Linked DNA regions of Homo sapiens: region 2 is linked to region 1. A link is a contact called in ENCODE Hi-C or POLR2A ChIA-PET data. All regions are on one chromosome and are shown on one strand. The core of a region is the stretch at or near the end of the contact, and the rest is flanking DNA. Distances in the headings are between cores, read along the strand shown.

Region 1 (6,140 bases), core at 3,641-6,140:
CAGGCACACTGCGTCTTCCCCGTTTGCCCTCCCATCAGTAGTTGGCCCTGGGATGGAAGGCAAAACAACCGATCCCACCCAGGTCTTGGTCTGCAAGTCCCCCAAGAAAACCAGTATTAGTCAGTTTAGCCCCAGAGAGGATATGCCTTCCAAAGTGGCCCTCCCTGTGCCATGTGGGCAGGCCTAGCCACAGGAGCCCCAACAGACTCCAACCTTGCTCAACTAAGGGGCTTCTGGCTAGAAAGCGGTTCTGGAGCCTGCTGGCCAAGCCGTGCTCTCTTTGGTTCCACACAAACAGGAGGTTCAAGCTAAGAGTTCCCCACAGCCACCCCTGCTTATGGTTCCAGGCACTCCAGGCCCCGCACTGTGCGATCTCTCGCACCACCCAGGGCCTTGCACTGGGCCCAGCCCCAGGAGCCTGAGAAGAGGAGTGTTCTGGTTAACATCAGTACTCTGGTGACAGGTCACACTTGAGCATGATGTTCTGATGTTGCCAAGGCCTCCAGAGCTCTCTGCAGAAGGAACCTATGAGTGACTGAAAGCTGAGAGTCCCAGACTTGGAGCAAGCACTGTGGAATGGAAGCATACTTCAATGACTAAACACACTGGGGACACAGTGGTCACGAAGGGATCAAACCCTGGAGTACAGACACCGGGGCCCTCCAAGGAGAGGCGGAGACCCCTGCTGGGGGCACTCACTGGTAGCCCTCCTTTGCCTGTGACCTCCCAGGGTGGTCCCTGCACATATGCAGGGTGATGTCGCCACATCCTGGGCTCTGCTTGGCCACACCTACCTGGGCTGCACCCAGTGTCCCACGGGTGACCTGACCAGAGGAGGGCTCAGTGCCACAGGGCCTTGAGCCCAAGGAGGGCCCCAGCTTGCTTGGCAGGCATGAATGTGTCCCAGGGGTGGTCCTATCAATGCCCCTGCCTCAATGACTAAACTGTGAGAAGACTGGGGATGTGAAGAGGAAAAGCAGGGATGGCAACGGACGGTACTTGCAAGCCCTAAAGGTGCGACTGGCGCCGCAGTGGACACAGGACCCCTAGCAGCCCAGCCACCTGGCCAACTCTTAACAGCTCATGCTGCAGAGCCTTCAGCCCTCAATGGGACCACACAACCAGACTCCAAGTGAGCACCTTCTGAGCGGCACCCCCAGGCCTGGCTCACCAGGGGATGCTCCCTGGCTCTGGCCCCAGGAAGACTTCCTTGTGGTTGCTGCATGCCCCTCACGCCCTCCAGTCTGGTCCACAGGAGGCACCATCTACTCTTGGAACTCATAACTCTTTTAAAAATTCAAAATCATTACAGGTCATGAACCTCTGAAGTCACTTCTGAATAGTCAAACTTTCCAATTCCATAAACTCTTGAAAGACAATATGAAGAACTACTGAAGATTAAGGAGTAAAGTATCTAACTCAAAGCTGATTCCCTAAATAAAGATGTTCACTACACCTGTAAAAAAGAGAGGTGTTCTTGGCAAAAGGAACATAATGAAGAAAATCTTTGGGACAAGAAAGATCATGGGGTGCCACAAGAAGATACCACTCCGCACCCAGCAGGATGGCCATAATAAAAAGAATGGAAAAAAACAAGCATTGACAAGAAAGTGAAGAAATTGCAACCCTCATACATTGCTGGTGAAAATGTAAAATGATGCAGCTAGCTGCTTTGGCATTTCTTTAACAAGTTAAACACAGAATTACCATATGACTCAGCAATTCCACTCTTAGGTATATGCCAAAAAGAATACAAAACCTGCGCAAGAATGTTCACAGCAGCAGCACAACAGCCAAAAAGAGGAAACAACTGAAGTGGTCCATCAACTGATGAATGGATAAACAAAATACTCCATACAATGGAATATCATTAGCCATAAAAAAGAACGACACACTGACACATGTTCCAACACAGATGAACCCTGAAAACATGATGCAAGGGAAAGACACACAAAAGCCACATACTGAAATCACCAGAGTCAGCAAATCCATACAGACAGAGAGCACATTAGCGGTTGACAAGCGCTCGGGAGGGAGGACCAGGGAGTGACTGCTTAATGCTTATGACATTTCCATTTGGGGTGACAAAAAATTCTGGATAATGGTGATGGTTGTGCAATATTGTGAATGTACTTAATTGTGTACTTTAAAATGGTTAAATGGTATATTTTAAGTTATGAGTACTTCGGTGGGGCAATGGTGCATTCAGCATAAGTGAAATAAACCTTCAGACTGGTGATGCCAAGTTAACAGGTAAACATGGACCAGATGATGTGCTAAAGCATTTGGAACTTTCCCTGGAGGAAACAGAGAGTCAATGAAGTTTTAGTAACAGAGGCAGATGCTCAACTCTTCTTCAATAAAATACCAGAACTATCATTTACTAAGTAAATGCATTTACTGTGAATTCATGGTCTTTTTAATTCTCACAACTTATGTGAAGCCTGTTTAGAGATGGAGAGTCACAGAAGTTAGATAACTTGTCATGGTCCCAGAATTAGTAAAAATGCCAGGATTTGGGCTGAAGTCTTATTGTCTTTAAAGTCTATGGTCTCTTTGCTGTGTCTCACTTGGAAAGGGCAAAGTAAAGGAAACCATCAACCAGTACCTGCAGCAGGGCGTCCTGGCTGGGGAGCATGTGGCAACAGATAAAGAAGGGATGGATCTGAGAGACTTCGGAGATACATCCAATTAGGTAAAGGACTATTTGCTGAGACTAAAGGAGGAGTCAATGATTTCCCCCAACTTCCTAGCTTTGATGAATGTGCAAATGATGGTTTTATTCCCAAAGAGATACAGTGACATTGGCACTTATGTTCCTATACAACAAATCAAACATGTGTTACCATGTATAACCGGTTGCCATTCTGTATCGAAGAGGCACCTATTTTCTTAAAATATTCAAGAATCTGTTAATACATAAAACTTAGGTAACATGCCAGTTCAACCAGAAATATTTTTATCCATCAGAATTAGGAGGAAGCGGACTTTTTGCTGTCTCACCCCAGTGGCTACACTGCCCTTTGCGGAGATGTAGGCATGCACATCTCCATAGAAGTCCATCCTGGGCCCAGCCCCTGTCTACTCTCTCTACTTGTTCCCTGGGTCACCCCTTCCCTTCTCAGTCTTTCCCATCATGTGACTACGAAGGAGTCTCAGGTTTGTATCTTTAACCCAAATCTGTCTGTTTAAACTTCAGTTTACACACATAGAGTAGAAGCTCGCTTATCAGTCTCACTTTAACTGACTTGAATTGGAAAAATGACTCTCTCCAATCCCTCCCTGAAATACACGAGCTGATGCCCAAGGTATGATGACGACTTTCAGCAAGTAGGCTTCACTCTAATACATCGCAAGCTTTTGCCAGCTAAGTTGTATGTGTTCTCATATCCAGATGTGTTTGTTCTCAAATCTATTTTTGCTACCCGAACCTGTTATGGTAGTTATGTACTTTTAAGCTCATCAATGAAATATGAATGCAAAAGGAAACAGTTGTTTCTCTATAAGCTAAGTTGTATGTTTTTAAAAGGCTCACTTGAGTTTGTTAAAAAAATAATTAGGTATGGGGGAAAAATTGTAAAAGATTAAGAAAATTCTAAAGATAATCGTATCAAATTGGTTCTTAAATGCCTATATCCTTGTTTAACTTTAAATAAACTGATATTGGAAAATGTTAAGTCTGCTAAGATTAGGCCAAAACAGACACAGCCTAAAGAAAAGGCCCTGGGCTTACATCAAAAGATTGGCAAGTATAGAACTTGAGGTAAGTGGTGTAAAAAAAAAATTGGCAAGTGAATGTATACTTTCATGTTTTAAGTTAAAAACATACATCCATTTCTTCGTGATTCCTGTTTTAACCAGTTTTCTCAATTAACCAAGCAACTGCTGGGCCCAATCATGTCAGACTTTTCAGCTATCAAGTACGTATCTTTACCCAGTTGTCAACAGACACCTCAAACTCAACATGCCCAAAACTTTATTTCTCCCTCCAAATCCACTCTATTCATCTTTTTCCCAGATTACAAGCCTGGGAATCATTCTTAACTCCTCCGTGTCCCTCAGCCCACCCATTCTTATTCACCACGTCTTGGTAATGTTTCCTTCAAATATTTTAAAAATCCATTCCCTATATTTCCTATCCCTGTTACCACAGTGCTGGTTCTGAAGACAGGCATAGTTTAGTGGAAAGAATATGCGTTGAATCTTTACAAGTGTCCATCTTTTAACTGTGCTTCTGCTACTTACAAGCTGTTGAACAACATCTGTCAGACGCATGTACCGAGCGATATGAAGTGTGCATTGTGCTCGGAGAGTGAAGGGCGTTAAACGACAGCGAGGACGAGGGGCACGAGCCCGGCCTGCAGCACGGCCACAGCCTCGCGCTTACTCCTCCATCGCCTCCTGGAGTCCCCGAATTCATCCCGCATCCTGCTGGGAAACAGCGTCCATCCGACACAGCACCGCCCACAGCGGGCCCTCGGCGTGGCCCGCAGGCCCTTCGGACCGCCTGGGAGCGCGGCCACACGTGCCAGCAAGTGAGGGCAGCGACCTGGGACCGCCGCGTCTACTTACACCGCGACGACTCCGCGATCCACGGACACCGCCCGGCCCCCACGGCGGCCCTGCAGGGGAGAACTCGGGCCGCCTTCCCGAGTCCCGGCCGCCGCTGTTCGGCTCGCGCGGCTGCCCGCCGGGGACCCGAACGGAAGAAGGGTGGCGAGGCGGGAAAGGAAAAGGCCTGAGGGTCCAAGGCAGGAGGGGACACACGGAACACGCCGAGGGCCAACCACGCCGCCGCGCGCTCCCCGGCTAGGACCCACCTGCTGCAGGTACTGGTTAATGGTAATGTGCGCCATGGGAGCGCCGCCGAACGGAGAGCGCCACCCCCTACGCCTCAAGCGGGCCAGCTGGCGTCACTTCCGGCCCTCGGTCCGTCTGGGTCCTGGCGCCCCCGGCCCCGCCGCGGGTGCGCAGGTTGGTTCCGGAGGGAGAACCTGGGGACCGGCTCGGCGACGCGCTCGGGCTGAGGGGGCCCGGGGTCTTTCTGCCGGGGCCCCGTCCTCTCAGCCGGGACGCCAGCGGCTCTGATTGTGTGTTCGGGCCCGCCCGGGCTGAGGGGTTTGGGGTCCAGTGGCGAGGACAGCCCCACGGCTAAACTGCCTTTCACTGCGCTGACCCTTCGTCTGCCCCTTGTGAAAACCAGGCCGCGGAGGACCCTCCGCGCCTGGCTGGGCCAGGGCCTCGGGGCGCGCGCGCCCGAGGAGGGGGAGGGGGAGGGACATGGCGCGCGCTCCCGAGCTCTCATAAGGTGCCTCCGCCGCGCGCTCCCGAGCCTGCAGGAGTTAGGGCACGTCCCGGCGCGCACCCCTGAGCCCTCGAGGTGGTCTCACGCCCGGGGTGGGGGTGCCGAGCCCTCAGGAGGCGCGCGCCCCGGGGCCCTCAGGAGGGTGTCCCGGCTCCCGATCCCCTCAGGAGGGGTGCCCGCGGCACGCATCCCCGAGCCAGGAGGGGGTGCCCGGAGCCCTGGGGGCAGGGTCTCGGTGCGCCCCCCGGAGCCGGGGGTGAGGGTCCCGATCCCTCAGGACGGGAGTCCCGGCGCGCGCCCTCGAGCCAGGAGGGGGTGTCCGAATCTCTTAGGGGGAGTCCGATCCCTCAGGAGGGATTCCCGGCGCGCGTTCCTAAGCCCTCAGGAGTAGCCGGGCGCGGCGGCGGTTGGGCTCGGGCACGCGGGCGGGGCGGGGCGGGGCGCGCGAGGAGGACGGGGCGGAGGCCGCGCGGACCGGGGCGGGCGGAGCGGAGCTCGGCGGGCGGCGGCGCTCGGGGCGGGGCGCGGCGGTTCCGGCCCAGCCATGGCGGACGAGGCCCCGCGGAAGGGCAGCTTCTCGGCGCTCGTGGGCCGCACCAACGGCCTCACCAAGCCCGCGGCCCTGGCCGCCGCGCCCGCCAAGCCGGGGGGCGCGGGCGGCTCCAAGAAGCTGGTCATCAAGAACTTCCGAGGTGGGTGCGGCGGCCGGGTCGAGGGCCAGGCGCCCCGGGCGGGGACCCCACGAGACCCCGCCCGACTTGGGGGGAAGGCCCCGAGATCCGTGCGGGCCCCGGGAGCGGGGGCGCCGGGGCGCCGGCCGGGTCGGGGGTGGCTA
Region 2 (5,475 bases), core at 2,974-5,473, 1.1 Mb after region 1:
ATCAAATTTCAGTTTAACTTTTGAAAGTCATAGTATTTAAGGTAACAAACTCAGCTATTAACACATTTTATGATGCTTTAAAAAGCTCAAAGAATTGAACAGCTATTGGTGCTAAGTTATAATTGTGTTCTATAAAATAAATGTGATTCACTATTCTTTGTAATTGCTACCTCCTGGTATGTATAAGATAAAGAAATTGAATTTTACCTATTTTCTCACATACTAATTTGGTGACGTATCCTTTTAACTGTTGGCAAATGTTATAGGCTCTCTTGGCCTGTTTTTTATTCCATTATTTTAACATCTTTTGCAGTTTTCTCACATAAGATTGAAAACTGAATCTATGTGAAATAAGCAGGTGTCTATCAGTAATGATATTTAAAATATGTCACAGCTGGATTCCCTGTTTTGTAGGAGCATCTGAAATCAGCCATAGCGGAACAGATGGAAATGCCCCATTTGTTGGGGTCAAGAAGGAAAAGTTCTTACATAGTTTTACACATTTGGCTGGTGATTGATTTTGTGAAAAGATATGTTAAAATTTGTTTGTTTTTTGAGACGGAGGCTCACTGTGTTGCCCTGGCTGGAGTGCAGTGGCGTGATATCGGCTCACTGCAACCTCTGCCTCTCGGACTCAAGCAATCCTCCTGTCTCAGCCTACTGAGTAGCTGGGATTACAGGCTCCTGCCACCACACCCAGCTAATTTTTGTATTTTTAGTAGAGACGGGGTTTCACCATGTTGGCCAGGCTGATCTCAAACTCCTGACGTCAAATGATGCACCTGCTTCAGCTTCTGAAAGTGCTGGGATTACAGGCTTGAGCCACAGCGCCCGGTCTGAAAAGATACGTTTAAAAATTTTATTTTAAAAAGGTGCTACAAGACAATTCTACTAAATCTCTAATCTTTAAACTTTTTTTTAACCTCTTCACTGAGATTAGGAAAAGAATCTTGATATGACTCCTAGGTGATAACTGTATAAACAGACAACACCCCCACTCTTCATCATTCTAATAAAGAGAGAGGATTATATGCTTCATTTGTTTAAAGTCCTTTATTCAAACTCTCCTACTACTAACATCAGAGGACATGTTACTCTACTTTTTCATAAAAACAAACTTGTGTAGTTATTAGAAAGCATCTATTCACGGCATCATTAACAAATTAGGCATTATACAGAAGTGAATTTTCCAGGCAACTGAGGTGCTGCCTTAAACACAAAACTTTTTATCTTAACCTATCTGAAGTGTATTCCCTGTATTTCTACCTTCTGAAGCAGAACAATGATAGCATTCATTTCTTGAGGATCCCCAGGTGTTAACTCTAGTAAATCTTTTAAGGAGGGCTTTGTTCCCCTTCATACTGATGAGGGTCTAGCACTGTTGTATGGTGCATTGAAGACTAGCATTCAGACCCCATCCTGTCTCCATTCATCATGGTGAAAGTCAGGTATCGCGCTGGAAGTTAATGCAGTAATACATTTAGAGACCATGAGTTACCCCACGCTAAATTAGACTCAAACTAATGCGTTTTCATGTTTTCATTTTTAAATGGCTTTTCTGTCTCTCTGTCAGGCATCATGTATGCCTCCCCTGTCTTGAGTTGGGGCTAAAAAATCAAGTGACTGAACTTAAGGTAATTATTTTTAAAACAACTAAAATGAAAGTATTATATTAATAAAGTGCTGAGTTTTTTACATTTATTTTTCCTGCCAGAGCAAAAAAAAAAAAAAAACCATTTAGTTTTCTCATTGATCACTGTTAGAATTTTTCTGGTTTCTGTAAGTGAATGTCAAAAGGTTCAGACACTTGAGTAAGCTGTAATTCGGATCAGCAGCAGTGTTAACACCAGTGTTTAGGCCTCTGAGAGTAAAAACAATGTGTCGTACTGCCAAGTATTGTTCCTGTTACTACCCAATTCTTCAGTATCTCAGGACACAGTTTATCCTAAAAAGGTGTCCTGTTTGCTAACTACAGTGGCTGTGTTATCGTTAAAGGAAATACTGGGAAGTGTTACGGTCACCAGCTTCAAGTCACTGTCATCTACCAATGAGATAGGGGCTACCAAGTAAAATGTAGCCCAGGGCCACATTCACAGATGGAAGTGTTCAGTTAAGCAAAAGTAAAGTTACATACTAAAAGCCCACATGAAGAAGGATTTGGAGATATTTCTTCCTGCTTTGCTTTGGCTGTAAAGTTCTGTACATGTATCAAACAGAGCATTTCAACAGGCTGGCTAATGTGTAGGAAGCTAGCTTTTCTTTGTGATATAATTTGTCATGTAAAATCATAAGCTATTTTACAAGTGTATTTCATTCACTGTATCTTAAAATTCATATGGTTTTATTTAAAGATAATTTCATCAAACAGCTGAATTCTAAAATCCTACCTTTTTTTCAAAATCATTTTTCAGAACTTTGCAATAACAGGAAGTAAAGAATCAGAAGGGTGTTAAAAAATTGACTTGGGGGGAAAAACATTTGGACATTTTGCTGGCTAGGTTTACGAAATATACACATCCAGCAAACATGTGAGTCCCTTTAGGGTACAGTGCAGTGAAGGGAGAAGTGGAAATACTCAAGGTTCTGGGGAAGGTCAAATGAAGGGTCCCTCACATTGGCTGAGGCCAACCTGGCTTCAGAGGTGTGCAGAGGCACCAGGCCGAGAACAGGGCTTTGCAGTGGTGAGGGCAAAACATGAACACAAGAAATACCCTAAGTTACTGACCTGGTTGTGCCTGGTGACAGATGGGACCAGCTCTTTTCTCCATTTGGTAATTTTGGAAAATTTGGCAGAGTTAATAAAGAAATCCCCTTGGTGCAAGATTGCTACAATAAGAATCTATTATAGATGGCAGATGTGAAGTTCACAGTCCTTTTTATTATCCTAACCTAGTAACATGACTAGAGGTAAAATTAAATATTGAGTTAGATGATTGTTTAATATTTTAAAACCAGAGGGAAGACATACAAATAGATTGAGAGCAGTTTCTTTCTAAAGATAATCAGAATATATCTCCTATATTTTAAACACTGCAGGAACAGTCAAAATTTTAAAATAAATGGTTTCCACATTTTTTTATCCCCATCTCTCCCCCTGACTATATAGTAAAATATTTTATTTGGCAACCACGTTTTCCTACTTTTAATCACACATCATCAGAGCTTTTCATCAGCCTAACTAGTCTTCCTACTCACTGAGTTGTGACGAAAGCCTGGTCTAGGCACTTTTACCACGGCCATGTTTTTGTTAAGATCCCTGCAGACTGTGAACTATGAAAACCAGCCCCTGGCCCCGCTTGTGGGTGCTGCAGAGCCGCGTGTGAACTGCTCCTAGGAAACCGCGTCTCTGGGCAGGGTGGCTCTCGGGCCGTGGATCCGCCTAAAAGCTTTTCTGCCAGTGACGCCCTTGGTCTCTGGATGTGTTCACGCCTCAGTGATTTTACTCTCTGGTTTCTTGTGTGTGCTTGAGATTCTTGAGAGAAAGCGTGCTGCAGATGAAAAATGCAGCCTACATGAAAAAGAGAAGGGGAAAGCCATTTTAAAATAACTTCCATGTAAGTTACTGTAATCAAAGTGCTGCTGCCTGTGTGTTCATAAAAAAATATGTGCAAGGGCCCGGAGCGGTGGCTCATGCCTGTAATCCCAGCACTTTGGGAGGCCGAGGTGGGCGGATCACTTGAGGTCAGGAGTTACCGAGACCATCCTGGCCAACAAGGTGAAACCCCGTCTCTACTTTAAAAAAACAAAAAAATTAGCCAGGGGTGGTGGCGCGTGCCTGTAGGTCCCAGCCACTCAGGAGGCTGAGGCAGAGGCTGCAGTGAGCCGAGATCGCGCCACTGCACTCCGGTCTGGGCGACAGAGCGAGACTGTCTCCAAAAAAATTAAGAATTCAAATGTGAACCCGGCTTTCATGGCGCCCCGGCCACGGAGAGCCTGGGGGAGTGGGATAAAAACGGTGCTGGGATGGGAGGGCGGCTTGTCCGCGAACTCCTCCCACCACGCCCGGACCAAAGCCGCCGGCGCCCCGCTTCCGGGGCCGCCCTAAACCGCGGCCGCCGCTCCCTGAGGGGCCGCCTGACCCGGCGGAAAGCCAGGCTGTGTGGCCGGAGGTCACCACCCCGACCCCGACTAGTCCCGCAGCGCCTGACCCCTTCGTGGGCGGCCCCGACCGCCGCGGCTCGAGGAGGGGCGGGGCTGGGGCGGCCGAGCTCTCGCGAGGTTTCGTCGGGGGCTGGCGGCTGCGGCTCGGCGGAGAGTGCGGCATGCGCTCGGAAAAGGAGGGGGCCGGAGGCCTTCGGGCGGCCGTTGCCGCGCGGGGCCCGAGCGGGAGGGAGAAGCTGTCGGCCCTAGAAGTGCAGTTCCACCGCGACTCGCAGCAGCAGGAGGCTGAGACGCCGCCAACTTCGTCCTCCGGTTGCGGGGGCGGTGCGGGCAAACCTCGCGAGGAGAAGAGGACGGCCCTGAGCAAGGTGGGGACGGGGGCGGGGCGCGCAAACCTCGCGAGGAGAGGACGGCCCTGAGTGGAGGGAGGGGAGGGAGGGGAGGGAGGGGCGGGGGCCGGGCCTCCCAGCGCGGTACGCGGTGCCTTTTGAGCTCCTTGTCCACGCTCCGCCCCGGTGGGAACGGCCGCGCGCTCCCCGCAGGTGGTCATCCGCCGCCTGCCTCCGGGCCTCACCAAGGAGCAGCTGGAGGAGCAGCTGCGCCCGCTGCCAGCACACGACTACTTCGAGTTCTTCGCCGCCGACCTGAGGTGAGGCCCGCCCCGAGGGGAGGAAGAGAGGGCGGAACCCAGAGCTCGGCGGCGGTGGCCGTCTCGTTGCCTTACGTTCCTTACCCTGATTTCTCCTATATGGGAGTCGTGTGAGCTTTTTGAATAAATACATTTCAGTAAAACGTGTCCGTTCCGTCAAAGAAAAATACCACCAACAAAGAAACACAGATGTGGTTTACATGAAAAATGCGGATGATTTTCAGACGGCTAACGCTTAGGAAAGCGGGTGCCTTTGAAAGGACCAGCGTTGCCCGCCCGGCGCCTCCCGGGCTTCCCTGCTCGTCCGCGGACGGGGCGCTGCGGGGCCGGGGGGCGCCGGCTCTTCCTGTGGCCTCCACGCTGGTGCCGCAGCCAGTGCGGTTTTAAATACCGGAGAAGGTCCCCAAGTCAGGAGAGTCTCTCGGCGCCACGGGTTCCTCTGGGAGTGCGCCCTGGCCTTGCCTTAGGGTTTCAGCCTCGGAGGACCGGTTCTGGGCAGTGGAGAAGGGACCTGAGTTCTGCCTTGTAAAGTTAACGTTTTGCGTTTGTTTTTGCTAAAGAATATCCAAGTTGTTACAATTAACTGAGATGATTTGGCACAAAAGTTTTATCTAAAGTAGTTTGTTGTGCCCAGAAAAGGAAAAAGAGGCTAAATTAATGGACTATTGTATTTTTCACTGACCATTTTCACTGTTATCTCTTATTTCAGTCTTTATCCTCATCTC

The links. A loop is a pair of places that touch in the nucleus more often than their neighbours do. ChIA-PET counts read pairs that join two places held with the same protein, here RNA polymerase II (POLR2A). Pooled maps may share reads with other maps.
Region 2: a map with no recorded cell type shows a loop between it and region 1 (20-fold over the local background). The contact joins the promoter of UPF3A here to the promoter of PCID2 in region 1. A Hi-C loop is called at or near these places in 1 of 37 single-sample maps with no recorded cell type and 8 of 50 pooled maps. POLR2A ChIA-PET finds 5 or more read pairs at or near these places in 3 of 52 experiments (H1, WTC11 and activated CD8-positive, alpha-beta memory T cell).

What each region holds. Positions count from the first base shown.
Region 1 is chr13:113,203,779-113,209,918 of GRCh38, forward strand. PCID2 (PCI domain containing 2) reads right to left here and starts at 4,891. Exons shown (of 14, transcript NM_001127202.4): 1 at 4,821-4,891. The coding sequence starts at 4,856. CUL4A (cullin 4A) reads left to right here and starts at 5,835. Exons shown (of 20, transcript NM_001008895.4): 1 at 5,835-5,997. The coding sequence starts at 5,850. RefSeq lists enhancers at 3,946-4,596, 4,597-5,246 and silencers at 4,781-5,070, 5,331-5,600, 5,701-6,030, 6,091-6,140.
Region 2 is chr13:114,277,378-114,282,852 of GRCh38, forward strand. UPF3A (UPF3A regulator of nonsense mediated mRNA decay) reads left to right here and starts at 4,224. Exons shown (of 10, transcript NM_023011.4): 1 at 4,224-4,469; 2 at 4,644-4,750; 3 at 5,460-5,475. The coding sequence starts at 4,263. LOC105370384 (a long non-coding RNA gene) reads right to left here and starts at 3,692. Exons shown (of 4, transcript XR_007063887.1): 1 at 2,726-3,692. RefSeq lists enhancers at 3,452-3,751, 4,205-4,892 and silencers at 3,972-4,241, 4,472-4,651, 5,032-5,241.